Linked DNA regions of Homo sapiens: region 2 is linked to region 1. Evidence: chromatin loops called from intact Hi-C (ENCODE). Cell type or tissue: heart left ventricle. All regions are shown on one strand. Links, peaks and the distances in the headings refer to the core of each region. The heading gives the core; the rest is flanking DNA.

What was found. Hi-C counts contacts between places; a loop is a spot of excess contacts. Peaks named below come from ENCODE experiments on the same cell type or tissue, not always from the same donor. Only the 100,000 strongest peaks of a DNase experiment are listed, where the experiment ranks them.
Region 2: it touches region 1 in a loop (4-fold over the local background); 20 of 110 quality-filtered maps call a loop at or near these places.

The regions. Positions count from the first base shown.
Region 1 is chr15:92,524,100-92,532,134 of GRCh38, reverse strand. No RefSeq gene overlaps it. Among named protein-coding and RNA genes, the nearest start is that of LINC00930, 44 kb to the left of the region's middle. In heart left ventricle, for the core only: no CTCF peak of the experiment used is centred there; no DNase peak of the experiment used is centred there; H3K27ac peaks cover 260 bases.
Region 2 is chr15:92,587,638-92,595,672 of GRCh38, reverse strand. No RefSeq gene overlaps it. Among named protein-coding and RNA genes, the nearest start is that of LINC00930, 19 kb to the right of the region's middle. In heart left ventricle, for the core only: no CTCF peak of the experiment used is centred there; no DNase peak of the experiment used is centred there.

The DNA.
Region 1 (8,035 bases), core at 1,752-6,751:
TGTTAAATCTACTGGCTAGAATGTCAGCCCTGAAATTCCTAAAAAGAAAAGTCCTGTTGAAACAACTCCCTCGTACCACGCAAAGCAATATGTCCTGTAATTCCTGGTGGAAACCGCTAGGCTCAGCAAGAGATTAGGGAAGGCGAGTGGGTCTAAGCATTTCTGAAGCTTCTTTCCTCTGTTGGTGTTTGGTGGTAAAGGATTCTAAACTCTGAAGATTCTGAATAGTGTCCTTTGGATTTCTGCAGACTGATCAGCCTGCGTCCTTTGTCTCCTCCTGAGTTAACTTGTGGCCAGAGGTCAACATGGTGCAGGAGAAGTTAGAGTGCACACTCCCCAGTCCCTCTGATCCTCTAAGGCTTGTCTGCCAGTGAGAATGGAGGATGTGTGTTAGAATCACTGCTACAGACTGGACAGGCTGGACTACTGCTAAGAGTTGCTATTTCTGAATCCTTAAAGGGTTGGCATGACCCAGCTGGGTTTCACTTCAGTCCCTTCAGAAGAGTAGGCACAAGTGTTCCACTCTTCCCTGATCGGGGTGCTGGGAGTTTTCTTGGGAGCAGAGACTGAAGTTTGGCAGGACAGGGGAGCAGAGAGGTGAGGCTGATGTTTCCCTGGTGCAGGCACTGTGGGGAGAGTTTTTCATGGAGTACCTTCAGTGTTAGCCTCAGAGATTTGGGGTCTCCTGGACTTTATGGTAGTGAATTTGCCTTTGACCTGTCCAGAGCACTTTCCACTGGGAAGTTTTGCATTTGGAGCTATCTCTGAAACCTCCATCATCCCACAACATTTGATTTTTGTCGTTCAGGGAGCGATTTTAGGGCAACCTGGTTGATGCTTCCATTAGATGTGGTATCAGCTAGACTTAGTTTTCTTCTTTCTGGTGGTGGTGGGCACAGCAGGTAAACTGGGGATGTGACTGGGAAAAGGATACAGGACTTTTACAGGACTTCCAAGCAGCAAAGTTTTCAGTCTCTTCTTTGGCTCCGTGTCTGAGTTCCCAACACATTGTCCTGGTGTTTCTGCTTGGATTCTCAAACAATTCCTTAGTCTCTCTTTGAGCATGGAGTCATCTCATTTCTGAGGCTTAGGAAAAATTTATTGACTATATGAAGGGCTTTTCAGAAGGTCTCAGATAACAGGGGGATATCTTAATCTGCTCACTTCACACAGACTGACCAGTACTCTTCACATCATTCCGAATGAGGTTTTGAACTGACCATGATAACCAGCAACTCAGTCATGATGTGGGGATGGTCAGTACTTGATTGTCACTGGAGGCACTGGAGGCAAGAGCCTTCAGGTTGTGCTGCTACCACATCAGGAGAGACAGACTTTCCGTTCTGTGGTATGGTTACTTCAGTAAAACTGTGCAGTGTGATAATATTTCTGAACTCCCAAGCTTTATGTTTTTTACCCTCCTTGTATCTCTTCTTAACTCTTTCCACCACTGAGGTGGCCAGACCTTTCTGGGTCTTTTGCCCCAGGGGTGTGGACAGGGTTTAAAGCCAGATAAAGAGGAACTCCCTGGATTTTAGCCTCCCAAAGCTGAAGCCCATAGTGAAAGCCTGCTAGTGAACAAAGCGTTTTGGAGGAAGATAAGAAAGAGTAAGGCTTATCCTACCTAGTCTAGAGAATATGTGGTTGGGCTCAGGGAAGGAAGGAGAGATGAAGGGAAATCCAGATTGTCTAGGGATCCTGCTCCTGTGCCCTTCTTCCTGCTGAGGAAGCAGTATGTTAGCCAGTTCTCGCATTGCTATAAAGAAATAACCTGAGACTGGGTGATGTATAAAGAAAAGAGGTTTAATTGGCTCATTGTTCCATGGGCTGTACAAGAAGCATGGAAGCACCTGCTTAGAAATTTCTTTGGCCAGACACCCTAAATCATTTTTCTCAAGTTCAAAGTTTCACAAATCTCTAGGGCAGGGGCAAAATGCCACCAGTCTCTTCGCTAAAACATAACAGAAGTCACCTTTGCTTTAGCTCCCAACAAGTTCCTTATTTCCATCTGAGACCACCACAGCCTGGACCTTATTGTCCATATCACTATCAGCATTTTTGTCAAAGCCATCCAACAAGTCTCTAGGAAGCTCCAAATTTTCCCACGTTTTCCTTTCTTCTTCTGAGCCTTCCAAAGTGTTCCAAACTTCTGCCTGTTACTCAGTTCCAAAGTCACTTACACATTTTCGGGTATCTTTTCTTCAATGCCACTCTTTACTGGTACTAACTTAATGTATTAGTTCATTTTCACTCTGCTGATAAAGACATACTGGGCAATTTACAAAAGAAAGAGAGGTTTAATGGACTTACAGTTCCATGTGGCTGGGGAGGTCTAACAATCATGACAGAAGGCAAGGAGGAGCAAGTCACTTCTTACATGGATGGCAGCATGCAAAGAGAGAGAGAGAGTTTGTGTAGGGGAACTCCTCTTTTTAAAACCATCAGATCTCGTGAGACTTATTCACTGTCATGAGAACAGCATGGGAAAGATCCACCCCCATGATTCAATTACCTCCCACTGGTCCCTCCCACAACACATGGAAATTCAAGATGAGATTTGGTTGGGGACACAGCCAAACCATATCACCCATTCATAAGAAACCATCCCTGTGATCTAATCACCTCCCATCACGTCCCACCTCCAACATTGGGGATTAAAATTCAACATGAGATTTGGGTGAGGACACAAGTCCAAACTATAACAGCCAGAGAGGTTGGAGGGGGAATGGTTGCACAGAGCCCATGAAGATATGCAGCTTTAGGGAGATGTCCATGCTCCACTGGCACAGGGAGGACCAGAGGGATTCCAGTGCTCCCAAACTTGGCTTGAAAGGAGTACAGAAAGTTGCAGGGCCAACAGCATTAGATACCAGCAAGAGGGGTGTATCCATGAGCACTTGGAAGGACAGATGTCTGAGAGACAGACAGAATGTAGCATGAATCAGGGATGTTTGTAGGAACAAATGACTTAGGTTGATAGCAAGGACTTCTCTTCTTTTCCCTCTGTTTTGCCACCCACCCATCAGGTACCTTGCCCAGGAGTCCCATAGAATGTTGAGTCTACACTGCCCAAAGCCAAAGCTAGGGATACCCTCAAATGGCGTTGAACCTGGGCTACCTCAGCTGCTAGTATAGTTCCATGTGGTTGTGGAAACTTCATAAAAATGCCTCTTATGGGTGGTCAAGTGCCAAGATGATGCATTTCCCTGGGCTGATTCAGCCCTATGTTCAGTGTGTGGCTTACCATGAAGGGCACAGGCTGAATTTCAGCTCCTACAGAAGCTCTCAGCTGAACAGGGCTTAACCTGTGCAGCCAAATGTGGAGGCCCTGTTTAGACTGAGGTTCAAACCCTCCAGGTGACTTTAGATCACCTATAGCTGTGTAGAAACAAGCTTTTCTCACCCAATAAGAGAGAGAAATTCAGTGATGTGTTAGCAGTACCCTGGGCTAGACATCAGAAGATTCACTTCTGGGAAATGCCATTTGTTCTCCATGTGAATCAGCATTGAAACTTGGAACCTCAGTTTCCTCATATGTTAAATGGAGGAGAAGAGCTCCTGCTTTTCCTTGCACAGCTGTAGTTTGGGTCAAATTCAGAGATATCCAGGAGGCTGTTTCGGGAGTGATGACTAGGGCTGAGCCACTAAAGTTCAAGAAGTCATGGAAGGAGGTGAGATGATGGTGTGAGTCCTTTTTTTTTTTTAAGGGGTCTTGCTCTGTTGCCCAGGCTGGAGTGCAGTGGCGTGATCTCGGCTCACTGCAACCTCCACCTCCCAGGTTCAAGTGATTCTCCTGCCGCAGCCTCATTTTTCGTATTTTTAATAGAGATGGGGTTTTGCTATGTTGGCCAGGCTGGTCTCAAACTCCTAACCTCAAGTGATCTGCCTGCCTTGGCCTCCTAAAGTGCTGGGATTATAGGTGTGAGCCACTGCGCCCAGCCAGTATGAGCACTTTTGAGCAAGATGTAAAGGTCAGGGGCCAAGGAACCTGTTTTTGTGGTAGGCTGAGTCTGCAGTTGGAGAGCAAGTGCAGGAGGAGGGGCCCTGGGCTGCACAGTGACCCAGGAGCTGGCCCAGGAGGGGCCTACAGGGTGTCCTTCAGAGCACTGTGAGTGGGAGGTAAGATTTTGCTGGGGCAGATGAAGTCTGGGTCCACCACCATTTGGTATAAATGGGCCCAATTTGGGCCGTGTGGCTTGCCACATGCAACTCTAATGTTAGAGAGCTGAGTCAGGAGCCTGACTGTGGCAGTCCAGGTCCAATCAGGAGACAGAAACTACACAGCAGATCAAAGAGAGAAAGTCTAATATAAAGAATGGTTATGACAAAGGAGTAACTTATAAGCAAATTTGTCACGGCTCCCTGTGACTAAGGGCGCCTACCCGAGGAAGGAAAAACTTGCTAGGGGTTAGGACTTCAGAGGTGAAGGAGTGGGAAGCAATGGAGTCTTCTTGTTTGGTCTGGAGTTGCTGGATAAGAAACGGGCCTCCGTCTGAAGTGCAGAGAAGGGAGCAGCAGTGGCTGGGTGTGCACACAGAGACCAGGCACTAGTGGGCTGGAACTTTTGGAACATGTGACCCACGCATGGGCTTTGGTTTCCATGTTAAGGGGGCTGCAGAAAAGTGATCGTCCATCCAGCAAGGCTGCAGAGTCACAGAGGGACTTCAGGTGGGTGGAAGAGTGGGGAGAGGCAAGGACACAAGTTCACCAGATGCCCTCACACCACCTCCAGCTGGTACTGGAAACAGCAGGAGAGCCAGTTTCTCCTGCAGTGCTCCCTGCTGAGGAGGCTGACCTCATGTTTACTATAAAAAACACCATGTACCTGGCACTCACCCAGGCTAAGTTCCACTAGCTGCCTGCCTGGCTGTTTTATAAAACCCTAAATGAAACAATCTTTAAAAAATGATGAGCTATCTCTTTCAGGTTACAATTTATTTTATATAATTTTGTTATTTTAGAAAAACATCCCAAGGTAATGTAAATCAGTCCAACCATTGTGGAAGACAGTGTGGCAATTCCTCAAAGATCTAGAAGCAGAAGTACCATTTGACCCAGCAATCCCATTACTGGCTACATATCCAAAGGAATATAAATCATTCTATTACAAAGATAAATGCATGCATATCTTTGCAGTGGTATTCATAGTAGCAAAGATATAGAATCAAACCAAATGCCCATCAGCGATAGACTGGATAAAGAAAATGTGGCACATATATACCATGGAATACTATGCAGCCATAAAAAAGAACAAGATCATGTCCTTTTCAGGGACAAGGATGGAGCTGGAAGCTGTCATCCTCAGCAAACTAACACAGGAACAGAAAACCAAATACCACATGTTCTCACTTATAAGTGGAGCTGAACGATGAGAACACATGAGTGCATGGCGGGGGGAACAACACACACTGTGGCCTGTTGGGGGTGGGGTTGGCAGAAGTTAGAGCATCAGGAAGAATAGCTAATGCATGCTGGGCTTAATACCTAGATGATGGGTTGATCTGTGCAGCAAACCACAATAGCACATGTTTACCTACGTAACAAACTTGCATATCCTACACATGTACCCAGGAATTTAAAATAAAAGTTGAAGAAAAAAATTAAATTAAAAATTCTTAAAAAAAATTCTCAAGGTTACATATGCACACACATATACATAAATTGACCAGAAAAAAGCGTGACAGTATAGGTTAAGGGAGCAAACTAGACCACAGACTATTATGATCCAAACTTTGTTCAACATAAGTCATTGTCAGTATATACATATAGCCAAATACCTGGAAAGATGCATAAAGAAATGTTGACCTGTTTTTTCTCTAGTAGTGTGGATAATTTGTTATTCTTTGAGCTCATCTGTGTTTTCCAATTTTCTACAATAAACTTGGTTTACTTGTGCATTAAAAATAGAAGAAAGAAGAAAGAGAGAAAGAGAAAGGAAGGAATGAAGGGAGGAAGGAAGGAAAGAATGAAGAAAGAAAGGAAGAAAGAAAGAAAGGAAGGAAGGAAGGGAGGAAGGATGGGAGGAAGGAAGGAAAGAATGAAGAAAGAAAGGAAGAAAGAAAGAAAAGAAGGAAGAAAGAAAAGAAGGAAAGAAAGAAGAAAGGAAGGAAGGGGAAGAAGGAAGGAAGGAGGGATGGAGGGAAAAAGGAAGGAAGGGCAGGAGGAAAGGGAGGGAGGAAGAGAGGGAGGAAGAAAGAAAAGGAAGGAAGGAAATAAGAAAGGCAAGGAAGGAAGGAAGGAAAGGGAGGAAAGAAGGGGGAAGGAAGGGAGGAAGGAAAGGCAGGGGGAAGGAGAACGACCTTGAGCTAACCCGGACAAAATGAAATGTGAAGATGTACAGAAGTGCTCAGCGTGGGTGAGCAACTAACACATCTTAGTTCCCCCGGGACCTTTGCTTTGCCAGGTGGAGTGAGAGCTGCCACATTCTCCTTCTTAGGCTCTGCCACCTGTGACCTCAGAGGCATGTTCTGGCCCTCAAGCTGCTTTTTGAGGATAGCTGTGGCCTTGGACGATCCTAAAGCTGCAAAACCATTCAGCAGCTGGGTGGACGGGAGGTCAGAACTCAGTTTGTTTGGCCTGGCTAAGTAGGTTATACTTTTATTAGACATTAACCTAGAAAAAAGCCGCAACCTGGGGAAAGATTTCTATTTAGAGCCAGGAAACTAGGCCACTTCTAAGATCAGTGACCTACATTTTCTGCTATAGAAATTTAAGATGAAATAGCGGTTGTTGCCATGCATGTGGGCGCTGAAACTCCATCAAAGGGCAGGGAGACAAGAAGGGGAGGAAGAAAGGGAGGCAGGCAGGGAATTTTAAAGAGCCGCCGTATTTGAAATCTTTTAAAACCAAGCCAACAATATTTAATAATGGAAGAAAAATGAGTATCCCAGCTGTGTATTTGTTTTCCTGGAAGAGCAATGTCTGCTAACTGGTAGCTCCTTCAGCAGGTAAAAAATCCATTTTATTCTGAGGCCTGTTAAAAAATGACATCTCCCCCAGGCCCCTGCCAGCCGTCCACAAAGACAAATCTTGGTGTCTCACGCTGGCTGCCAGCTGTCTGCTTTTTGTTATAGACTTCTGAGAAACTGTTTGCTTGATCTCATTGATCTGGGCTCTTTAGACTGGACCCTGTGGAGCCTCTAAGGTTAATGGGCTCTTGGGGCCTGAATTCCCATGAATCTTGGTGGTTGGGGGGAGTGGTTGTCTAGAAAAAGAAAAACAAAATGACAATAATGTATAGTGCTTTCTTATAATCCATAGCAGCCACATTGTGGAGTTGGATGGGTCAGGACCAACATTTAGGTTGTAACAACCAGATAGAAGGCTCCCAGGCCTGTGATCATTTCATTCTTCTTCAATTCATACTGGATTCTCTGTGATGTTTGTAATGTGGACACAAAGAGACCATTGCACCCATATCTGTGGTAGAATTTCTAATATTCCCCAATATCTAGCTCTCCTCTAATTCTGGTTCATCGAGCCTTGGAATTTCCCATGTCAGTGGTTCCGGTCATTGTATGCAGCAGAAGTAACTTGACAGGCATAGCATTAAATGCTGATGCTGGGTCCCTTAGCCCCCACTTTTCTGCATACCCAACAGGCTTATGGGAGAAGCCAAAATAATGGGAAGGTATAGCCCCTGTCCTTTGGGTCTCAGAGTGAGGATGACGTGGAGCCAACTCTCCTCATCCCCAACCCTGCTTGGGCAGGTAGCATTAGTGAGAAATAGTCCTTTGTTATTTTAAGTCACTGAAACACGGAGGTGGCTTGGAAGCCTGTCCTGACTCATGCAGTATCATATTAACTCGTTCTTGGAACCAGTTACTGGCTTTGCCAATCAACTAAAAAACCAAAACAAAGAAAAAAACAAAAGAAATAAATGAATGCCTAACGTGTGCTGTGCTTATTGCTGGAGACAGTAGGGATATAACGTTCACTGCCTCTGGGGTCACATGGCCTCCTCTTTTGTGTGTGTGTGTTTTCCACGAGTAAACCAAGTTTATTGTAGAAAATTGGAAAACACAGATGAGCTCAA
Region 2 (8,035 bases), core at 1,127-6,126, 64 kb before region 1:
CCCTTCTTTTTTCTGTGGATCTGTCTATTACATGTGATAGTTTTTAAAGCTGATGTCATGTTATTGATGTAGTTTTGCTTCTTGCTTTATCCATTGAAGACTATAATGTGAGAAATTTCCTCGCTGGGGCTCTTCCCAAACCTGATATTTACTGACCACACCAATATTCAATTGAATGAGGGAGTGTCATAATTCAATCACTTATAGTTTCCAGAAACGTTGTGCTCATTTACATTTTCCTTAGCAGCATATGAGGGTGCATGAATCCCATCATCACAACGCAATGGAATTAGGGAGAAATGCCAGTGAAAGATGAAGAGAGATGAGGCAGGACTAGCAGGAGCGCCTCAGACCCTCATTTCTGCAGGCAAGAAAGGAAAGGATCCTGTGGAAGGGTCTCCCACTGCTGTGTGATTCTAAAAGCTTTGGGCAGGGGATAGGGAGTCTCCAAACCAAAGCCTGGTGGCCATTCTGTGACAGGCAGGAGTGGGCTGCTATGAGGACCCTGGTCATGTTGAAGCTTTGGCGGGGGGTCACCAAGAGGTGGATAGCTGGAGCTGTCAGTCAACTCTGCTTCCCAGGGGCAGATTCTCTCAAAACAGACCAGAACTATAGCCCTTGCTCTCCCATGCCCACCCCACTTCACCTGATAAACAGGAAATATAATTAAAACATATAATTATGAACTGTGAAAATGGTCTAATTTTGCTGGTTTTCATTCTTCTGATTAACCTTGATGTCAAACATTTCTCATGAATTTTGTTACATACTTGTACTTCTAAGAATTGTGTGCCTGGGTTCTCTGTTTGCCCGTGATTGTTTTCTTTATTGATGTTTTAAGAGGATTTGCGGCATTAAGCCTGTTAACTCTTTCTCCATTCTCTTTCATATTTTAACCAATTTATCACTTCTCTTTATATTTTATGTAGGATGTTTGGATGTTTTAGAATAACTCACTCTTCTGTTAAGATCACTTTTATTTACTTCATGTTCAGAAAATTCTTGCTCATCCAGGCTCTAGTTAAATATATGCCAGTATTTTATTCTAGATACTTTTGGATTCTTTTTTTTACATTTAATACACTGGGGTTTTATTTCAGTGTATGAGGGAGGGATCAAACTTGATTATTTTCCCCCCTTTTAGCCACATTTTCCAATTTTACTTTCAGATAATTTAACCATTAACCATTTCTTCCTGGTGATTCCTTTCTGAGATTTAAATTTTTAAAATATGTATGATAGATCTCAGGACTATCTGTTTCTACTTCATTGGATGATCTACAGAATCTTGTACCACCAGCACCACACTGTTTTAATTATTGTATCAAGAATAATACAGTTAGATATCTCTTAGGGACAGTATCTCCTTGATATTCTTTAAGCAGTTCTTAACTCTTCTCATCCTTTTTTTCCCTTCCAGATGGACTTTCATCAAATTCAAAGAAAAAAAAAAGATTCCACTGGGATTTAATTCAGATTGCATTTCACCGAAAAATTACAAGGATTAACAACAAGGATTAATAGCATTGCTGCATTCATTATGGCAACCCAAGGTTATGTCTCTCTATTGACTATTCTCTTTAATTAATCTGTGTAAAAAGTTTGCATTTTTAATATAGGTCTTGGATATTTCTTATTAGTGTTCTTTATATTTTTTTCCAATACTCTTAAGAATGCATTTTTCTCCCTATATTTTCTGCTTGTTGTTAGAATAGAAACAGTATTTATTTTGGAGATTTTTGTATTTTTATCTTGTATCTGACCCCTTCCCTAATTTTTATGAATACTAAGAATTTTACAGTCAGTACTTTTATATTATCTTGGTGCATAATCATAATGTAGTCTGTAAGTAACAAACATTTTGTTTCCTTCTTTCTATTGTAGAGTTTGAGAAGTCGTCAGTGTGTAGTCCTGTTACCTTAATTGTTTCTGAGTTATGGGTTGAATTTATTTTGAAATTTCAAAAAACTTCAAAGGGTAGTATGTTATTTTTGTGTTAATCAAAATGAACAATGGGTTTCAAAAGCTTGAACAACGTCATCTTGGGAGTGCCAAATGAATAGGATGTCCTGTATGTCAGGAGCATGCCCACACTTTTCTTGCTAGGGTGAGTTTATTGTCCCTGATGAATCCCAGGAGTACTAGTCCATGATGCTCTTATTCCCTGGTGCTTTAACATGCAGTGCAGCCGGAGTTGGCCTGAACTTTAGGAAATGAGGTCGTAAGTCGAAAGAACAGGGAATTGAGAAAGCACACAGAAGCAGCCAGGGCCAACATTTTCCCCTAAACAAGCCAATCAACAAAAAGCAATGCCAAACAAGCCCCTTTGAAACTTTCAAAGTCCTCATCCTAGTACCTTCCTAGCACTCTAGGAGACATCTTTCAGCTGTTGATTTATGAACGCTGAGAGGCACGTGGAGGAATTAATGGAGGTAAATATCTAACTTAAAAAATCTTCAGTAGGCATTTTTAGACAATCCTCCTTGAAAGAAAAGTGTGGATGCTCTGTGCGTGTATTGACTGCACCTGCAGGGGTATAGCTGGAGAACACCCAGTGAGCATCTTCAGGAGCCAAGTCACGCAGGGGCTTAGCTCTCAGTCCATTGCGACAGTTGCCATGATGCCTTCTGACCATTAAACACTTTGAACTCTTTTCTCTCATCCTCTGTTATTTGCTTTGGACCCATAACAGACTCATTAGTTAAAAATAAGAAGCAAAGGTAATCCTGATGTTGAATTACAAGTTAATGCAGAGCACAGACATGAAAATAATTCTATGGGTTTGCTGCAGCATAATCCTTGCCAGATCTCCAAGTTCCATTCATCTAATGAAAAGCCTTAGTTTGAAGAACATTTTGGAGAACTCTTACATCAAGAGGTCTCCAGTACCTCAAAAACCAGTGTTCAAAAGGAAAATGCACACGCGCATTTCAGGGAGGTGGGAATAAAAGCCTTCCTTTGCGCAGCGTGTTACATGTGGAAATGTGGAACGCACACGATCATTCTTACTGTTAAAAAACCCCACAAAGATTATAAAAATATGTCAGTTTTTTTTTGGTGCAAAAACTCACACGATTAAAAATATTATACTATGAAAGCAGCTTTGATCTATTCTTCAGTCATTTCTGTGACGTGTGGTTAAATTTAATCTGTTTAAATTTTTTATTTGATTCTTCCAAACCAAACACAATATCTCATTTTAAAACGTATCTGCTGACAGTGGTTTTTCTTCTCGCCTGAATCATGCTGAGAACAGGTGTAACCAGATGTCCTCTTAGCCTACAAACACATTTCAGAAAATCATTATAAGATGCTCAATTAACTTTGAGCAAAGTAGTTTCCTGTATCCTTCAAAGAAAGACATGTTTTCAAAATGTCACTGCAGTAAATAAAAGTGTTGACATGCTGTGTAGGGCTATTAGTTATGGGGCCAGAATTCAAAATAGCTGATTGGAAGTAGGGCCAGTTGTCTATCAAAGTATTTCTAATTTATGGCAACGAAATCATGTTATCTGCATAGAACAGAACTCAGCTCTCCCTACTTCTCTGTGATGGGGGATCTATACTGTATCTGGCTCATCTAAAAGTGGTTCCAAATCACTAACAAATATGAATGGGTGTTAGACTATGCTCCTATTCACCCCCACTGGAAAATCTTATCTGATAAAAGACAGTTTTGATGTCCTTTGCTTTGATGTTAAAGTATGGGCTTCCTGAATACATCAATACAGGGGTCTGAACTGATCTTAGTACATTTCAAAGCATTTCTTGTCAATGGGAGTCAAAACTCAATGCAAGCTACAGCCTCATGTTATTCCTAAAAGATTTATCTTTGGAGTAATAAACAGTAAGCCAATTGTCCTTAAGACCACTACACTTAAATCCTTGGTTCTCGTATACAACATTAGCTCCAGACAGCTATAACTGGATGTAATCAAGAAAGAAATGGCATTAAAAGTTAAAAAAATTTAGAATTATAAAAGCATGAAAATAGCTGCTTACTATAAAAATGTTAAATACGAGACTCTACATAATAAAAAGTGAAAGCTGTAATTTACCTGCTCCCCATCTCTCCTTCTCCCCAGTGCAACTCTCCTCCCTGGGTCTGCAGGACAAACTCTGGTCCTCCAGCAAGGATTTATTTTATCTGAAGTTTATTTACGGCAAAGAGATTTTTATAATTAGTACTGTGATAAGACATGGTACTCTTTGACCAGGAATATTTTTGGGGGTGTGGGGGAGGGGGTTAGGACTCGAGTTCTTATGAAACAGCCACAAGGAGTTTAATTAGAAGGCACAATCACTTGCTAGGTAGCAAGAGAAAAAATCCTGCCCCTCACTGTTTCCTGGAGATTGCTGTCGAGGGTCTGTGACAAATCAACACAGGGCCACTGCGGCTTGGCATACTTAGTTTCCTCATCATCCAAATCAACTATTGCAAACACCTAAAAAAGAGTGAGAAATGGAGCCAGATGGGATATAATCTATGATCGTGGCCCCAGAGTAGAAATGAGGTTGGTTTTTTTCAGATTTATGCCATGTACCGCATTGAATGTTATCAATACTGTACATGAATACAAGGGTTGAGGGTTTTTGTTTCCATTAAGAATCTGTTTCCAGGAGAACAGCCCATGGGAAAGTATTGTCCTTTTTCAACTACAAATATGGAGGGCCCCATTGCCTATGTTAAAAAAAAATCTCAGAATTTTGGCTTAGGCAATAAACTCTTTAATGGAACATACAGAGTAAATAAAAGATCTCTAAAGGGAGACCACAGGCCCCAAGCAGACAGAATGGACCAAACATACAGAAGGAATGTAAATATAGCTGACTTCAGTTTTATTTTATTTTATTTTTAAATTGAGATAAGCTAATTTCTTCCCTTGAAAAACCCACTTGAGCATCCCTCTTAGTTATGCAGAAACAGAGTAAGCACTCATTATATTTTATGGATTTAAAGTGCTCCAGAACCTTCTGAGACTTGCCCTGAATCTCCTGAATGCAAAGCTAATTATATGAGGAGGTGGGCCTACTTACATAGGAGCTAGTGTCTTCTGGGAAAGACTCCAGCCCCTAGGTCCTGGTGTCCAATGGTCCAAAGTCTTTTGGAATGGATAAGAGTGGACCAGATTAAGGCACAAAATAACAGCTTGAGAAAAGACTGGTGACCCAGGCTTACTGTACAAGGAAGGTGTAAGTTGGATGAAAGGGTGGGATTCTAGTACAAAATGTGGTAAAGATGGATGCAACCCCCTAACCCGGTGACACAGGCATACTGGATGTGCTTTGGAAATAGTAACTGTGTGTGTGTGTGCTCAAGGGAGCACCATGTATTGAGTTTAATGCCATGGAAGTCAAAATACCATCTTCCTTTGAAGCCTGTGGCCTGCACAGGGCCATGCAAAATCGTCACTGCTGGATGAGCAGGAGTCCAGGGGACTGCACAGGGTTGTGTGTGTTCAACAGCAACACCATGTAGCAGCGAGACCCAACAAGGAGACAGAAGCTGTTGGAATGCAGGCCTCTTTCCCTGTGACATTTGAAAGCATCAACACAGTCTTCGCACGGGAGTCCAATCTGCCAGAGAAGGGCAAAGCAAATCGGGCCTTATATTAAATTCCTGGAAGTCAAACTTCCTGGTCCAATGAGGAACTTCTCAAGGGCCTTCGCTGGAGAAAGGATGTTCAGCAAGAACGAAGGACAGCTTCGTTCAGATGGATGAGCTTAGTGCATCCTGAGTGGTGAGCTGACCGGGGCCCAGGTAAGCTGCACAACAGATTCTGCTGGGGGATATCAGGGCAAATGCCCACTTAGATCTACCCCAGGGAGCATTGCCTTCTTGTTCTAAATTAACCTTAGATTAGGTAGGAATAATTCTAGTTGTACAGTCACAGGGGTGTACAAGCTGTAAATTGGACACCATTTTGGACCTCAACTCTCTGGAGGGATTTCTGAGCACCTCCTACTTAGAGAGGAAGGCCTGGGAAGAAGACACAAGCCAGCTTAGTAAAGGGCCAGGGGCAGGTAAAATGTGAGTAAAGTTTTTAGAATTAGGGTCAAAGTCAGCTAGGCCTTTTCAAAAATAAGCCATAGAAATGTAGGGCAGAGAAGGGCCAAAAATGGAATAAAAATCGAGGGACCCAAGCTTTCTGCATCTGCAAGGTTGTTGGATGTTCTTGTCATGTGGTTGCTCCGTTTCCCATTAGCCTGGAGGCCACAGATGTGGGATCTTGAAGCGGTCTCGGGACACAGGAAACCCCAGTTACCATCCCAACCCTAAAGGCTGCTTTTGGATGGAGTAAACCTGAATGTTACTTGCAGGAGATCCCCATTATCTCACGTTTTGGAAGGCAGCTGGGAAGAAACCATCATTCACCAACCAGCACAGCTGTTGAGGAATCACATTCAGCTGGAAAAGAGAGAACTAGAATTTTCTGGAGCCCCTTTCTCTAGTTTCTTCTAGAGATCTGGAATATCTCAGATCACCATGGGCATTTTCCTCCCAGCACTTATCATAATTAATACCGCTTTGGGTGATTACTTGATTAATGTCTGTCTCATCCCTCCAGACTATTAGTTTCCTGAGGACAGGGATCCTGTCTGTTTGCTCATCACTTTATCCTCACTAACGCACAAGAGACTGAAGTGTGTGTCAATGTGTGTAAGATTTCGGGGAAAGAACTACCTGTCAGCCTTTTAGGTTGCAAGGTTGGGAGGGATATGGCATCAAAGGTTGGGACCAGGCAGGAAGAGGGCCTGGTTCACCTCACAGCGGAAGGACAGAGATCCTGACCACAGCAGCTGGTGAGGTGATGTCTGGGAGCTGTGAGAGGCCATTATATTTTAGGTCATTGGGCTGCTCAGGCTGGCACATGCTCAAAGTTAAAAGTCCATCTGTGGGAAGAACTGCCACATTGGTCCTCCAGCTGACACATATCATGTTCATTTTAGACTCCAGTGTTTCTATGCCTTCTTTGTCAAGATGACTGGGACAGGTGGATAGAAAGGAAGAAAGGTGAGGGTCTCCCAGGCTGCAGGAAGGTTAGGGTGAGTGAGATGAGCAGTTGCTGTGGCTTAAAAATGTTGCCCAAAAAGTTGGGTTGGTATTGGTATTCTGTTGGGAGGGAAGCTGGCTGCAGAGGAGGAGGGCAAAGAAAAAAGGAGAAATGAACACTTTCTTAGGAGAGCCTGGAGTGCACGCTGGCCCCAATGGGTGGACATTTCTGCCACTGTCTCTCAGGTCTTCCCCCAGTCTCCACGGTGCAGAGAGCCCCGTCATCTCTACCCCCAGGAAAGGGCTGCTCAGATAAGGCGGCCCCTTTCACCTGGAGCTGGGATCCCACGTGCCCATCAGGAAATGGACTGGGGTGGCTAATCCCCTGACCTCAGTTCCAGGAAGGAAGAATAAGTGTACATCAGCCAAATTTTTAAAAGTTTCATAAAATCAAAAGATTCCATTCACCTCCACACCAAAAACAGCAAAACAAACAAGCAAACAAAAACCCTCAAACAATAGCAACAACAAAAACAGAGAAAGCTCCAAAGCATAAAATAAAAGCAAACGGGGTGTAGACACTATCAAGTTGAGCAAGGAGGAACATCATAACCTTCCTTGCCCCACGGTGGATTTAAAATCCTTCATCCCATGCTACTGTGGGAGAGCACGGGGGCTTGGGTCTGGCCCCAGTTCTTCAGTGAAGGCTACCTAATTTAGAGCCTGTTCCTTCTACGGAGCTGTGAGTGTCTGGGGGTGGGTGTGTCCACGTTGCATCCACTGGGCTGGTACTAGGTACCCACCAGATGCATTCAATTGAAGTTTAGGGAATGAAAAGTGCTCTCAGAGTGGGAGGGCTTCTAGCGCCATCGCGTAGCCTCTATTCTGGCAAACGTGACCACAATTTTGATGCGATCATCAGGACATGGAGCTGGGCTTCTTTGTGTGGCCTCCTCCTTGCCTTCTTGATATTTAGGAGGCAGGACAAATTGAATTGGGGTGAAGAAGGAACAGCTGACAAGGCCCTGGAAAATGTGGGAC